Regions from separate parts of the Homo sapiens genome. Here region 2 is linked to region 1. The links are chromatin loops, found by intact Hi-C in ENCODE. Cell type or tissue: CD4-positive, alpha-beta T cell. All regions are shown on one strand.

Evidence for each region. A loop is a pair of places that touch in the nucleus more often than their neighbours do. Peaks named below come from ENCODE experiments on the same cell type or tissue, not always from the same donor. Only the 100,000 strongest peaks of a DNase experiment are listed, where the experiment ranks them.
Region 2: a loop joins it to region 1, with 1.9 times the contacts of the local background. A loop is called at or near these places in 2 of 110 quality-filtered maps.

Annotation. Positions count from the first base shown.
Region 1 is chr2:218,654,270-218,662,269 of GRCh38, reverse strand. It overlaps ZNF142 (zinc finger protein 142), which reads left to right and starts at 2,647. Exons shown (of 11, transcript NM_001379659.1): 1 at 2,647-2,901; 2 at 3,140-3,290; 3 at 3,394-3,569; 4 at 5,807-6,120. The coding sequence starts at 5,841. It overlaps BCS1L (BCS1 ubiquinol-cytochrome c reductase complex chaperone), which reads right to left and starts at 2,587. Exons shown (of 8, transcript NM_001079866.2): 1 at 2,527-2,587; 2 at 963-1,331; 3 at 725-864; 4 at 317-511; 5 at 10-73. The coding sequence starts at 1,282. RefSeq lists enhancers at 2,464-2,593, 3,404-3,523. In CD4-positive, alpha-beta T cell, a CTCF peak has its summit at 3,552 (motif pointing left); DNase peaks (open chromatin) are centred at 2,589 and 3,499; H3K4me3 peaks cover 1,752 bases; H3K27ac peaks cover 1,189 bases.
Region 2 is chr2:218,182,498-218,190,497 of GRCh38, reverse strand. It overlaps LOC124906159 (small nucleolar RNA U13), which reads left to right and starts at 5,416; the gene lies at 5,416-5,519. In CD4-positive, alpha-beta T cell, CTCF peaks have their summits at 3,786 and 3,992 (motif pointing left); a DNase peak (open chromatin) is centred at 4,037.

The DNA of each region.
Region 1 (8,000 bases):
AATACTCACATAAAACTGCTCTTTCCGCAACCAGGGGGCCCATAAAGCAGGTAGCCACGTCTGTAAGGAATGCCTAGGGATAGAGCCAGGATGATCATGTCTTTTGCCCCGGATATCTACGTTCATTCCCAGCCCTGCCCCCTGGAAGCCTGATAACCTTGGTACGGAAATAAATCATTCTCATACACAACTTTTCATTCCTCTTAATCTCTGGGAATTGGACTAGAGCTTTATATCACCCCATCTGGCTGGAGACCAACCTGTCCCTTCTAAAAATGTCAAAAACAGCACAGCCAAGACCCCAGCTGCTTCTCACCTCTGTCAGTGTACCACTTGGGGTTATCGATGAATTCCTGGACGTCTCTGACAATTCGGTCAGCCAGACCCTGTTGTAGAACCACAGAATTCAGTGGTCGCCGGCGGCGTGGATAGCCAAAGGGACGCCATTCAGAGCCCACAGCTGTGTACATCACGGTCTTCCCTTCCTCCTGCTGCAAGGCTAGCTCTCGAGCTGGGAAGGAGAAGATGAGATAAAGCCAATAATTCTCTTCACCATGGCTGATTCTTCAATTAGGTGGAGCTGTGCCAAACAGCTTCCTTCTGGCCCCCTGTTCCCATGGGCTCACCCCGGCCTGCTTATTCCACTTCTCCAAACTGCTCATCTGATGTCAAATGTCCCCATCCCTGCAATGTCCCTAGAAAGCCTGCCTGTGCCATCCCACACCTTCCTCCAGGATGTTGAAGAAAACCTTTCGGTCAGTGCCCAGGGCCGTGAAGGTGACAGATTCCCAAGGAGTCCCCGTCTGCAAGTCTATCATCTGCATCTCTCGACTTCGTTCTACCCGAATCCATTTCCCCCGATACCTGAATAAGAACGATCAAAACTGAGTGAGTGAATGGGTCAAACCCAGCTCCCATCATTCTTTTCTACTCTCACAGCCCTCCCTAGCTCCCCACCTTACCAGATAAAATGGTTTCCAGGGCTGGGGACAAATTCAAACTTAGTGGAAATGCGGCCACTCTCATGCTGAAGGTACGAAGTCTCGACACTGAGGTGCTGAGTACGGGTACTGTGGCGGGTGAGCCAGCTAAGCAACCAGGCATAGCTCCTGTCTCGAGCAGGGACTTCCAGTGTGATCATGTAATGGCGCCGGAATGCCACCAGGCCCAGTTGGACACCCTTCCGGGCCAGGGCCAGGGCTGTGCCCACACCCACCAGCCCAAATCCAGCCCCAAAGTAGGGATTGTCCTTCAGAGCCAGAATAAAGTCTGAAAGTGGCATCTTGAAAGGGAAACACCAAACCTTACAGGCCCTGGGGTGTTACGAAAACCTAGGGGTGGGGAACAGTGGAGATGGGACAAAGCACAGATTAGAAATTGGACCTCCCCAGCCCTGGCCACAGGTCAGCATTACTGTGTGGGTCAATACCCTCCTTTTGTGGGGTAAGGGTGGTATTGGAATGCAAGGGTGGAGGCTCCAGGTCCCTCATCCCATTTTGTCCTTCATTAGTCTACTCATACCTGTTTCCTACCAGAGGACCATGTCTGGAGATGCCTTAAACCAAAAAGAGCTATATAAACAGGCTTCACATCAGGGTAATGGATGGACAGGATTTTTGTGGTCCCTGGGACCAGCTATGATAAAAAGGGGTCCATTGGCTGCAGTCAGCAAGGGAGAAGCGTCCGTTGACTTGTCAGTAACCCTATGTCTTGTTATGAGTAATGTCCTTCAAATATCCTCCCCCTTACGTCCCCAATATTTAACGTCTTGTTTAGACCTTTATTACCTCCCACCTAAACTGTCTTTAAAATCGTAGTTCTTGAAATGGCATTTTAATAGGTCTTCACCTCCTGCTTCACGGAACATCTACACAAGGGTCCAGATCTTTCATCATAGGGATCAGCTCCAATACCATATCTCTCTCTGCTCCAGCACCTTCAATGGCTGGCTCCCAGCAGACCCCTGAATTGGGTATAAACTCAGCCTGGTACTCAAGGCTCTCTACAATACGGCGCCCACCTACCTTTCATGGATTAGCTCCTAACACTACCTGTTTAGCAAATATGCAAATACGCAACAAATATGTTCAACAAGTAAGCAACCTCCCAACTCCTTGCTCATGCAGTGCTCTTGGCTCGGAATGCCCGTTCTTTTCTCCCTCATTCTCCCCAAATGAAAATCTGCCCATCTGCTACTTTCTCCACGGATCGTCACATCGTAGACAATAAGATCCTGAGGGACAAGAGCAAAGTTGTTTCTAGTACACCTCTCCTCCAACCCCGAACCCCGGCCACTTTGCCCTGCGCCTGGCATGCAGGGAGGTGAGCTGACAGCAGTGACCTCGGCTGAGCCTCAGAACTGGGATCCAGAATTCCAAAACACCTATGCATGGAAGGCCACAGACAAAGCTCTCCCGTCCCCGGCCCCTCCGCGACACCCAGGAACCCCCTCCTGAACCTCGCCCACACCCCAGCTCGCGCCTCCAGCCACATGGTTTGGGGTAACCCGTCACTCAGCCCTCTCACCGCCGTGACTCTCTGGCCCTCCGTCTCGATGGTTTCACCGCGCCTGCACCTTGGGGAAGCTGCGTTCGGCCCCGCCCCGGGTCCTTTCATCTACTTCCCGCCACACCCACAGAGAAGCCCACGCCACTCTACCCCAGAGCTCTCGATGGTGCTTCTCCGGCTTCAGGGCTGGAGTGGGGGTGGAGGGCGGGAAAAACCACAGAGACAAAACATAGAGTACCCCGGCAGCCGGCAAGAGGAAGAGAGAGTGGCTTCCACATCCCCAATATCCTAGAGGCGGCTGAGCCGGAGGCGGTCGCACAAAGCGGGCCCCGGGGGCCGTTCCAGCCGCGGCCGACCATAGAGATGCGGCTCCCGCCGGCTCTGGGTCTGGAGGTGAGTGAGCGGCTGCGGGGCGGAACTGGGAAGGGAATGCGGGTGGAGCGAGCTGGAGGCAAAGTTTTTCGAGCCCCGGGATCAGGGTGGGCCTGGGCGCTGGGAACTCTCGGAAGGAGGTACTGAAGGGAGCACCCAGACGAGCTGGGCCCCGGCGCTGCAGTCGCGTCACGGTTCTGGACCCCGCCCGGGTACCTGCTGCTCTCAGGACAAAATCATGACGATGCTCCATCCCAAGCCTTCCAGGTTACAAACCGCCTTTCCAGTTCGCTGGCTCTTATGATCCAGCTCCTGCCCGACGATGTGGACACTGTCATCACCTCCATTTTACAGATAGGAAAGCTGAGGCCCAGAGAAGCGAAGCGACTGTGTCTGTCCAAGACCACGCGGTGAGTCAGAGCCAGAGGCAGGTGGGAACCTGGGTCGCTAGGCCGGGGCCCGTTGTTTCTCCAGGCCTTCTCTCTGCCTTAGTCTGTCCTTTCTCTTCCTCAGCCCTCCTGCCCGGAAGATAAGCGTATTTCTTCTCTGGTGCCCACCTGTCTCCTACCTCACCCTGCCCTCCCGCAGGTGAAGGTTCTTAATCTTGACGGCTCAGCGTCCTCCTTGGCTCCCCCCGGAGGCCATGTATGGTCAAGCTTGAAGATTCCCCAGAACAGCGATAATATTCAGTAAGTGGAGGCTGCAGTTTCCAGAGAATCCCTCTGACCACGGGAGTGCACTTTCCAGCCACCTTGTGAATCCCTGTGATCTGTTGTTTTGAGTCCATGGGATTCTGGAAATAGGGACTATCAGATTGCAGGATCTTGGTTTTTGTTTGTTTTTTTTTTGAGACGGAGTTTCGCTCTTGTTGCCCAAGCTGGGGTGCAATGGTGCGATCTCGGCTCACTGCAACCTCCGCCTCCCGGGTTCCAGCGATTCTCCTGCCTCAGCCTCCCGAGTAGCTGGGATTACAGGCGTGTGCCACCACACCCTGCTGATTTTTTGTATTTTTAGTAGAAACAGGGTTTCACAATGTTCGCCAGGCTGGTCTCGAACTTCTGACCTCAGGTGATCGGCCCGCCTTGGCCTCCCAAAGTGCTGGGATTACAGGCCTGAGCCACCGCGCCCGGCCTGGTTTCTTCTTCTTTTTTTCTTTTTGCATCTTGTCTGTGACTCAATTTCATGAAGTGATTCCCATCATTCTTATTAATTACTAATTATTCAGCTTAAACTCATTTTAGCCATGTATAACAGGGTATGCAATTCAATTGTCATTCATTCCTCAGTTATGTTCCCATATTTAGTTTGAGGCCATAGTCAGTTAATGAGTTTGAAATTTCTCCAAATGTGTTACGTTATAGGTGAGGAACCACTGGTTTTGTACAAGATACCTAGCTTTACTCCAATGCAGCTCCATATCTGTGGTTCTTCACTGGAATCTTCGATTGTGGGTGATTTGTGTTCGTTGAAGTGATAATGTCAGTATCACAAAGTAATATCATTGAAGTGATAATGTCAACAAATTACTAAAAAAGCTATACATCTAGGGAGAGAGACTGACAGGTAAACAACAGTGCAGTGTGACCTCGTTTCTGATAGGGCTGTGTACAGAGTGCCCTTAGGACGCCAGAAGAGAGAAGATAAGAGTTTCGGGAAGCCAGGCCCGGCGCGGTGCCTCACGCCTGTAATCCCAGCACTTTGGGAGGCCGAGGCAGGTGGATCACCTGAGTTCTGGAGTTCAAGACCAGCCCAACCAACATGGAGAAACCCCATCTCTACTAAAAATACAAAATAGTAGCCAGGCGTGGTGGTACATGCCTGTAATCCCAGCTACTCAGGAGGCTGAGGCAGGAGAATCGCTTGAACCCAGGAGGCAGAGGTTGTAGTGAGCTGAGATCGTGCCACTGCCCTCCAGCCTAGGTGACAGACTAAGACTGTCTCAAAAAAAAGAATGTCAGGAGGCCTTCATGGTGGAAGTGACATTTGTGCAGCTTCTTCAAGGATAGTTAATTGGTTAGCCAGATAAGAGAGAGAGATTGAGAAGGGGAAAAGGCATATCAAGCCAAGAGACGCAAAAGGCTGTGAGGGTATGAAAGCAAAAGAGAATGTGGTGGGTCTGGAGAATGGCACATCATCTGGTTCAGAGATCTGCTGAGGGGAGAAGTGGGAGATGAGTCAGGGGAGGTCAGCAGGAGCCAGATGATGAAGGAAGGGCCTTCCTTATAATCCATGCTGAGGAATAGTGAGATTATCAAAGGTTAAGAGGGAAAGGGACCAGGCAAGGTGGCTCACGCCTATAATCCCAGCACTTTGGGAGGCCAAAACGGGCAGATCACCCAAGGTCAGAAGTTCGAGACCAGCCTGGCCAACATGGTGAAACTCCATCGCTGTTAAAAATACAAAATTTACCTGGGCGTGTGTGGCACATGCCTGTAGTCCAGCTATTGGGGAGGCTGAGACAGGAGAATTGCTTGAACCCAGGAGGCGGAGGTTGCAGTGAGCCAAGATCACGCCACTGCACTCCAGCCTGGGTGACAGAGCGAGACTCTGTCTCAAAAAAAAAAAAAAAAAAGGACTTCTGAGATATTTGGGCCCCACCTAATTTTGTTGCAGATAAGAAATCTGAGACCCAAATTGCTTAATGACTTGGCTAAGGGCACTTAGCTAGCAGAAGACAACCTGCAGTCATTAATATATTGGCCAATACTTGTTGGCTGTCTCCTAATATTCTGTTATCATTTTTATACTTTTTGTTCTGAACATTATCATAAAAGAAAGCCTCTATTTAGTCTCATATGGTATATATGGCATATTGCCATGCAAGAAAATGCCTAAGTGGGTGGGCACTGGGCTGTGTACCCACGCCAGCCAGGAAGAAAGTAAGAACTCTAACCTTACTTTGTTTTTCTTCTGGTTGGCTTGTCAGCATTTAAGAAGCCAAAACACACAAGTCGGTGGTGATGACAGACCCCCTTTTGGACTCACAGCCAGCCAGTAGCACCGGGGAGATGGATGGACTGTGCCCTGAGCTATTGCTGATCCCCCCGCCTCTCTCTAACCGTGGAATCCTGGGGCCTGTCCAGAGCCCCTGTCCTTCCCGGGACCCTGCACCTATACCTACTGAGCCAGGCTGCCTGCTGGTAGAGGCCACAGCAACTGAAGAGGGACCAGGGAACATGGAGATCATTGTGGAGACAGTAGCTGGAACCCTGACCCCAGGTGCTCCTGGAGAGACCCCAGGTACAAACACAGTTGCAAGCAGGCCAGTGGGACAAGCAGCTCTGAGGTTTTGTCTGGGTTATTTTTGATTCTGTATAAATATGATGAGAACACAAGGTAGCATCCTATTTTTATACTTGGAGATGTTGTCATTTGGTTTGCAGTTGGTGCATGTTGATTGAAGGCTGGCGAAGTGGTGCACAGCCTTCTACCAAGCTTTTGGCAGTCTGTCCTGCAAGGGCTTCATGTGTGCTAGGCAGTAATCCAGAAAGTAAGACCTTTCTGACACCTCCGCCCAATCCTGGCTTGTCCCTACTCTTACAGTCCTTGGAGATTCTTTCCTCCATATTGACCCTCCTACCCAGGAACTGCAGCCAGGGATTAAGCAAAAACCCTGTCTCTACCACCCTGGGCTTGGCAGGGCTTTCCAGAAGTGATCTGGTATTTCCCTGCCCTAGTTTTTTGTGTATAACATACTTTACTCATCCGAGGCATGTTGTTAAGAATAAGAGTTGAGGCCTGGTACAGTGGCATGCACCTGTAGTCTCAGCTACTTGGGAGGCTGAGGCAGGAAGATTGCTTGAGCCCAGGAGTTAGAGGCTGCCGTATGTTATGATCATACCTGTGAATAGCCACTGCACTCCAGCCTGGGCAATATAGTGAGACCCCCATCTCTTTAAAAAAACAAAACAAAACAAAAAAGTAGGAGTTGAGCATTTGTATTTATCTCAGATGAAAGATTCTCCCTTTATTCATCCCATTATCCTCACCTCTTATTTTTAGGAAGCTTCCCTGTTTTTTAATTACCGTCCTCCAGCCATAGTTGTCACCACTTCAGTTGGCACTGTAGTATAGTGACAAAGAATATTGGGAAAGATTAGCTAATTTGACCATATAATATTTCCAAACTTCCATATGGTGAAAGAAATTTAAAAAAATAAAAAGCCTAGGAAAAACATTCGCAATATGTAAGAAAGAGTTAATATCTTTAAAATTCAAAGAGCCACAGTAAGAAAAAGAAACCATCTTTTTTGTTGTTTGCTTTGCTTTTTTTGTTTTCTTTTGGTTTTGGGGGTTTTGTTGAGACAGGGTCTTGCTCTGCCACCCAGGCTAGAGTGCAGTGGCACAGTTACGGCTCACTGCAGCCTTGACCTCCTGGGCTTAAGCAATCCTCTTGCCTCAGCTTCCCATGTAGCTGGGGCCACAGGTGTATACCACCCACACTCAGCTAGTTTTTAAATTTTCTTTGGTAGAAACGAGGTCTCACCTTGTTGCCCAGGCTAGTCTTGAACTCCTGGGCTCAAGCAATCTTCCCACCTCGGCCTCCTAAAGTTTTGGGATTACAGACATGAGCCATCGCACCCAGCAGAAACCTTTTTTTTTTTTTAAATGGGAAAAAGAAATCTATGTGCAATGCTCTAAAGAAGAAATAAAAGTAGTAACCATATGGAAGGATGCTTAATCTCACTAGCAAAGAAATAAATTCCAGTTAAAAATAAGAGATGTGGCTGGGCATGGTGGCTCATGCCTATAATCCTAGCACTTTGGGAGGCCGAGACAGGCAGTTGCCTGAGCTCAGGAGTTTGAGACCAGCCTGGGCAAGATGGTGAAACCCCACCTCTGCTAAGATACAAAAAATCAGCTGGCATGGTGGTGGGCACCTGTAATCCCAGCTACTCAGGAGGCTGAGGCAGGAGAATTGCTTGAACCCGAGAGGCGGAGGTTGCAGTGAGCCAAGATCGCACCACTGAACCCTAGCCTGGACAACAAAGCGAGATTCTGTCTCAAAAAAAAAAAAGGAGATGCATTTTGGCATAAATTAAACATTTTTAATAATACCTAGTGTTGATGAGGCTATAGGAAACACTATGTTACAGCTTATGGAGATACAAATTAGTATA
Region 2 (8,000 bases), 470 kb after region 1:
GCAGTGGTGCGATCTTGGCTCACTGCAACCTCCGCCTCCCAAATTCAAGTGATTCTCCTGCCTCAGCCTCCCAAGTAGCTGGGATTACAGGCATGCGCCACCATGCCCTGCTAATTTTTGTATTTTTAGTAGAGACGGGGCTTCACCATGTTGGCCAGGCTGGTCTCAAACTCCTGACCTCAAGTGATCCTCCTACCTTGGCCTCCTAAAGTGCTAGGATTACAGGCGTGAGCCACTGCACCTGGCCTTTAGTGTTTTCTTTTGATGTAAAATTTGTAGACAATGAAGTGCACAAATCTTAAGTGTATATTCACTAAGTTTCAACTAATAGGTGCCCCTGTGTAATCCCAATGCCCATCAATATAGAAAACATTACCATCATTCCTAAAAATCCTCTCATGTCCCCCCATGGCTGGTTTGTCTCTGCCTCCATCCTCCCAGAGGTAACTTCTGCTCTGATTATTTTCAGATTAGTTTCACCTGTTCTAGAACTTCATAGAAGTGGAAGGCTTCTTTTACTCAGTGTAATGTTTTTAAGATACATCATGTTGTGGAGTATATCAGTAATTCAGTCCTTTTTATTGATGAGAATGACTCCATTGTATGACTATTCCACTGTATGTTTAGCCATTCTCCTATTGATGGACACCTGGACTGTTTCTAGTTTTTGGCAATTATCAATAAAGCTATTGATATTTTTGTGAACATATTATTTTCATTTCTCTTGGGCATATTCCTAGGAGTGGGATTGCTGGGTCAGAAAGTAGAAGAAACTGCCAGACCTTTTACCAAAGTGTTTGCACCATTTTACATTCCCACTAATTATATGTGAGGATTCCAGCTATACTACAACCCACTAATAGTCGATATTATCATGCTTTTGTATTTTTAGTCATTCTGGTGATGTGATGTTTGATTGTGTAATGAGATTTCTTTTCTTTTTCTTTCTTTTTTTTCTTTTCAGATAGAATCTCACTTTCACCCAGGCTGGGTCTCAGCTCACTGCAACCTCTGCCTACGAGGCTCAAACAATTCTCCCACCTCAGCCTCTTGAGTAGTTGGGACTATAGGTGCATATCAGCACGCCTGGCTAATTTTTGCATTTTTTGTAGAGATGGGGTTTCGCCAGGCTGCCCAGGCTGGTCTCAAACTCCTGGCCTCAAGTGATCCACCTGCCTTGGCCTCCCAAAGTGCGTGGATTACAGGCGTGAGCCACTGTGTCTGGCCCACATTGTTGATAAAACCTTCCTTTCCCTCACTGGATTGCTTTGGAACTTCTGTTGAAAATCAAGTGATGGTGTAAGTGTGGCTCTATTTCTAGGATTTCTTTTACATTCTAGGTTTAGCTGAGTTTTGCCATGAGCTCAGTGTTGTCAAATCTTCAATTTTTTTTTTTTTTTTTTTTTTTTTTAAGATGGAGTTTTGCTTTTGTCTCCCAGGCTGGAGTGCAATGGTATGATCTCGGCTCACTGCAACCTCTACCTCCCGGGTTCAAGTGATTCTCCCGCCTCAGCCTCCTGAGTAGCTGGGATTACAGGTGCATGCCACCATGTCCAGCAAATTTTCATATTTTTAGTGGAGACAGGGTTTCACCATGTTGGCCAGGCTCTTCTTGAACTCCTGACCTCAGGTGATCCACCCGCCTTGGCCTCCCAAAGAGCTGGGATTACAGGCATGAGCCATGGCGCCCAGCCCAGATCTTCAAAATTTTAAAGGAGAGTGTATAAATCCAGATGTTTTTAAATGTGAAAAAGCCTCAAGGTTTAAAAGTCAGAAACCAATTCTAATTTAAACAAACAAGGAAACCAATCCCAGGCAGTCAAAGAAACTCATCTGCAGGCTGAACTAGATGTGTGGCATTGGAACAGGGAGAGGTAGTTTCAGCAGGAGTCTGGATACATGTGTGTATATATATGTATATAAAATTATTTTTTGAGACAAGGTTTTGGTCTGTTGCCCAGGCTGGAGTGCAGTGGTGTGATCATGGCTCATTGCATCCTTGACCTCCTGGGCTTGAGCAATCCTCCCACCTCAGCCTCCTGAGTAGCTGGGACCACAGGTGTGTTCCACCACACCTGGCTAATTTTGAAAATTGCTTTGTAGAGGTATGAGGTTCCACTGTGTTGCCCAGGCTGGTCTTGAATGCCTGGGCTTAAACGATCCTCCTGCCTCGACCTCCTAAAGTGCTGGAATTACAGGGGTGAGCCACTGTGCCCAGCCTGGATATATGTATATTAAAGTATAAATCAAGGGTCTTATTTTAATTGAAAGATAATGGGAGTGTTCTCAGGGCAAGTAGGTGGGTTCCAGTGGTCAGTGAAAGTCAATAAGAATTCACTGCAAGGGTAAAATTAAAGCCTGTGGGTCAAGGTTTCCTTGGTGCCTAGGAAAGTGGAGGAGCACATTTGTGAAGCTATTAGAATTGCATTTAGAAACCGTAAGGACAGGAAGGGCTAAGGGGAGGCACTGAGTGGAGGCAGTTGACAAACCAGTGACAGGAAAGACACAGGGCCAAGAGAGCCCAAAGTGAGCTGATTTGGAGAATCTGGAGCAGAGGGAATAAAGAGAATCACAGGTCTCTAAACCCAGGGCCCAGAAAGATGCTCCCTGGAATTGGCTGGAGGCTTCCTTGGCTCTGTGGGTGGAAATTGAGACAGAGCAGCCAGAAGACATACAACTGCACATGCCAGAGCTTAGAGCAGTTTCTCAGCTGCACCACAGACCTCCTGCCACCATGGTTGAATTATGACTGTTTAACATTTTAAAATTATTTTTTAAACATTGAAAATATGTAATGGGAACTATGTCACATGTTTCAAAAAAAAAAAAATTAAAAGCTATTCACAAGGAGTCTTCTTCCCACCTGTCTCCCATCTGCCCAGTTTCCATCTAGAACCCCTCCACCCTCCAGCCCCCTGGTCACCATTTGTGAGGTTTATTTTTACTGCAACCATGGATACCGCTTTGGCAGCCAAGTCCATCAGACAGAATGTTGACTATGCAGGTTGGGCCATATCGGGTAGAGCTTGGTACGGCTGGCCACGTGTAAGAGAAAATAAGCAAGCCTGCATCAAAGACAGATAAAAGTTTGTTAGAACTTGCTAGAGCCTTGACTCATGAATATGTAAGGGAGTGTTATCAGGGAAGGAAATCATTCCTGTTAAACTGTGACATGGTGCTTGCTATGGACTCAAAATGTTTGTGTCTTCACCAAGTTTATATGTTGAAGTCCTAACCCCTGTTGTGATGGTATTTGGAGGTGGGGCCTTTGGAGAGGTGATAGATTATGAGGGTAGGGCCCCCATGTGGAATTAGTGTCCTCATAAGAACAGGAAGAGACCAGACCTCTCTTTCTTTCTCTCCACCACATGAGGACACATTGAGAAGGCAGCCATCTGCAAGCCAGGAGGGTGCCCTCATCATAACCCAACCATGCTGGCACCCTGATCTGGGGCTTCTAGTCTCCAGGACTGTGAGAAGCACATTTCTGTTGTTGAGATCACCAGTATTTTGTTATGGCAGCCCAAGCTGGAGGACCAAAAAACTGTGAAACGATCTTCAGTTCTCAGAAACTTGCTTTCTGTATACCTTTTAATCCCTTGGCCAGTAAGTCCAAATGTGCTGTATTTGAAAGTGTGGGTTCACTCAGAGAGGCTGAGAACCTTCTGGAAGAAGGGTCTGTGGGCTGGAAATGGGGGTTGACCATGGGGACAGGACTGTTAAGTGCTTGGAACCTGTGACAAGTTGAGGAACATGGGACCACATGGGTGATATCGTTTAATTGCTCAGTGCAAACTCCGCTCACACTCCGGCAATGGCTAAACTCTCATCTAGGAGCACTTTAAGGGGAGAATGAATGTATGTGAAAGGGTTTGCAAACTTTAAAGGGTGGTGTTAAGTTCTAGACGTGGGCTGCCGAACCCAATTTACAGTTGTACTTCCATAGGGTAGAGGAATTTTCACGTGGGTTACTTCCTTGTGCTCCTCCAGTTATTTGGTTTGATTTGAAGATAATGCTGCCCTCTCCTGGACTGGTCTTGCAACTCCAGGCCCTGGCCTCCAAGAGTAGATTCTGCACCTGCCCCCGCCTCCCCCCACCAAGCAACCTTGCGTGATCTCAGGTGTTATCAGAACAGTTAGTGGTCTCCTGCTCTGCTAAGTCATTTCTTACAGCCGTGGTGGGCTTAACTTTCCCTCCAGTGTTATTTCCCAGAGACTGGAGGCAAGAGAAACATAGGGCAAGTCACTGGTGGGTCCTCAATTTCTAGAAATAGAATCCTTCTTTTCTTCTTTTGCTTTGCTTTCAACAACTGTTTATTGTACCCTCTACTTGCCAAGGAGATGTGTAATGTCTCCTAGGCACATGGGATACAGTGGTCAAAATGGATACGGATCCCTGCCTTCGTGAAGCTTATATGCACCAGAGGAGGCAGACAATAAACAATAGCCTCTATAATAAACAAGCAAATGGTATAGGATGTTAGGAAGGGATGACTGCAGCAAGGAAAGAAGCATGTGTTAAATTGATGAGGGCAAGGGATATCAGGAAGTCTTGGGGAGGTGCAGATGCAGATGGGGGACAGTGTGGGCCTCAGCAAGAAGGTGGGTTGGAGAAAACACTTAGAAGAGGTGAGGGAATTACCTGCAGGAGCAGCTAAGGAAGAGCTTTCTGAGGGGGTGAATGGCCAGAGTCAATGCCCTAAGGCAAGAGCTGTACAAGGCCAGTATGTCTGGAGCTGAGCTACAAGGGGTGAAGTGGAAGTGGTTAGAGGGTGTTATGGGTTGAATAGTGTCCTCTCCCCGCAAATTCATATTTTGAAGTTCTAAACTCCAGTACATCAGAAGGTGGCCTTATCTGGAATTGGGGTCATTGCAGATGTTATTAGTTAAGATAATGTCATTAGAGGGGGGACACTAATCCAATATGACTGCTGTCCATATAAAAAGGGACACAGAGAAATGCACAGAGGAAGAATGCACCGTGAAGTGGAAGGCAGAGATTGGGGTGATGCCTCTACTGGTCAAGGAACACCAAAGATTGCCAGCAAGCACCAAAGCTGGGAAGAGGCACAGAACAGACTAGATTCTCCCTTATAGCCTTTGGAAGGAACTAACCCTGCTACATTTTGGTCTCGAACTTCTGGTCTCCAAAACTATGAGATAAGAAATTTCCGTTTGTTCAAGCTGCACAGTTTGTGGTACTGTGTTATGGCAGCCCTAGCAAACAAATCCAGAGGGGTAATGAGGTGGGATGGGGGGAGAGGGTGAGGGCAGGGAGATAGAGTAAAGCCTTGAAGGCCTTTAAGGACTTTAGGTTTTATCAGATTCACTTTTTCTCATGATAAAGTGGGATTTATTCCAAAAATTCAAGCATTATTCAACACCGGAAAACCATCAATATCATTCCCATACTAGATACTTTTGTAGCTCATAAGCATGATGATTCAGTGTCCAAGTGCATGCATGAGATGTGCCTCCCTCAAACCTTGTCACAACATCAGCACGTTGCTCATCTGACATGAACAAAATATACATAATTCACATATGAATGTATCTCAGAATAAAAAAAGTCATATAACTATCTTCATAAGCCTTTGACAAAATTCAAAGCCATTTTTTTTTAATAGATGAGGGGCTCTCCATGTTGTCCGGGCTGGTGTTGAACTCCTGGGCTCAAGGGATCCTGCCACCTCGGCCTCCCAAAGCACTAGGATTACAGGCATGAACCACCAAGCCTGGCTCAAAACCTATTCTTGATTTAAAGAATAAACTTAATAAAATAAAATACAGATGGTTTCCAACTTATGATGATTTGACTTAAAAATTTCCACTCTATGTTGGATTTATCAGGACATAATACCATGGCAAGTCAAGGAGCATTTGTAGGTGCTTTAAAAGCAAGTATTAACTAAACTCCAGATTTTATTTGGATTTGGCCTGTTTTTCCATTATCCCCTCTTTCTATTCCAGGATCCAATCCAAGACACTACATTTCATTTAGTTGTTAGCTCTCCCCAATCTCCTGTGGTCTGTGACAGTTTTGCTCAGTTTTTTTCTTGTTTTTTATGACTTTGACAGTCTTCAGAAATACTGGCCGGGTGTCCTGTAGAATGTCCCTCAATCTGCCTGATGTTTTTCTCATGATGCCTCTGAGGTTATGGGTTTTGGAGGGCATACCCCAGAGATAAGGTGCCTTCTCATCACATTGTATCAGTTGTACCTGAGGTCTATATATCCTCCCTGGTGATATGAGCCTTCCTCACTTGGGTAAGGTAGTGTTTGCCAGGTTTTTCTGCCATAAACTTAATTAAAATGCACTTAAAATGTTTAAAGCAATAGAATTTGTACTTTGGAGACATTGTGATAGGGACAGGAGGCAGGGAAATTCTGGGCAGAAGAGGGTGGGTCCTTGGCGAGGGCCCCACCCTCAAGCCGAAAAGCCTGGTACCACGGCCTAAAGTGAGAACATACATCTCTGTTTTCCTGCATGAATGTTGCCTTTTCCCAAATCACCCATGGCCTGCCCCACCCCCCATCCTGTGCCCATGGAAACTCCAGGCTCAGCTGGCAGAGAGAGGAGAAGCAGCTGGATGTCAGAGACTATGGCTGGACGTCAGAGAGAAGTGTCTTGACTTCAGAGGGAGAGTTTGATGGTATAGCTTTGGGGGAGGATTGCCTTCCCACCCCATCCCCTTTTCAACTCCCCATCCTGCTGAGAGCCACCTTCATTTGTAGTAAAATCTCCCTCATTTACCATCTTTCAAATTGGTTCGTGTGACCTCTTTTCTCTTGGACACCAGACAAGAACTGGGGTGCCACAAGTGTGGGTGCCGAAGTCTGTCACACTAACCCTCCACTAAGCTGTTAACACTTAAGCCATCCATGGACAGCAGAGCTAAAAGAGTACTGTAACACTTCCTCTGGGGCTTCAGGGGTTGTGGGCACCCCCGCCAGATGCTGCTGTGGGGCCAGTATAGAATTTGTTTCTGCTGGTGCCTGAAAAGTACTCACCCCGGCTCTTGTACCTGCTCACCTGCATGCTCCCCCTCCCATGAGTGAGGAGTGCAGTGAGTCCTAGTGAGTAGAGTTTGCCCCTGTCTATTGAACTAACGCCAAAGCAGCTGGCTAATTCCAGCACCTACACTCCAGTTCCCACCTGCAAAGGGGTCAGGGAAATATCCTGCTTCAGTTGCAGTATACTAAGAAGGAGTGACAATGATCTGACATGCATTGTAAAAGGATTGCTCCCTCTGGTGTGATGAGAATATACCACAGAACACAATGGGTGGGAGCAGGGATGAGCAGGGTTGTTTCAATGATATAGGTGAGAAGGGACACTGGGTGGCAGAAGATAGGGCAATAGCAGTGGAGTTGGTGAGAAAACAGGAGCTGCAATTTACTTTGGCAGAGTCAGCAGCAGTTTCTGGTGGATTGACTGCTGAGTGTAAGAGATAAAGATGCATCAGCGATGAGTCCATGAGTTTTGGCAATTGGAAGAATAGTTGCCATCCATTGAGCTAAGATGAGAATTCTGTTCTGCTGTTTCTCCTCTCCACTCCTTCAGTATTTCATCTATCTAACACATATTTAACTGGCATCAAGACTGGCTACATAATTTTCAGTACCCATTACAAAATGAAATTGTAAGCCTCTTTTCATTTTTTTAAAATTTTTATTTATTTATTATTTTTTTTTGAGACAGAGTCTCACTCTGTCACCCAGGCTAGAGTGCAGTGGCACAGTCTTGGCTCACTGCAACCTCCGCCTCCCGGGTTCAAGTGATTCTCTTGTCTCAGCCTCCTGAGTAGCTGGGACTACAGGTGCATGCCACCACGCCTGGCTAATTTTTGTATTTTTTAGTAGAGATGGGGTTTCACCATATTGGCCAGGCTGGTCTTGAACTCCTGACCTTGTGATCCTCCCACCTTGGCCTCCCAAAGTGCTGAGATTACAGGCATGAGTCACCGTGCCTGTCCTAATTTTTTAAAATTAAAATTAAA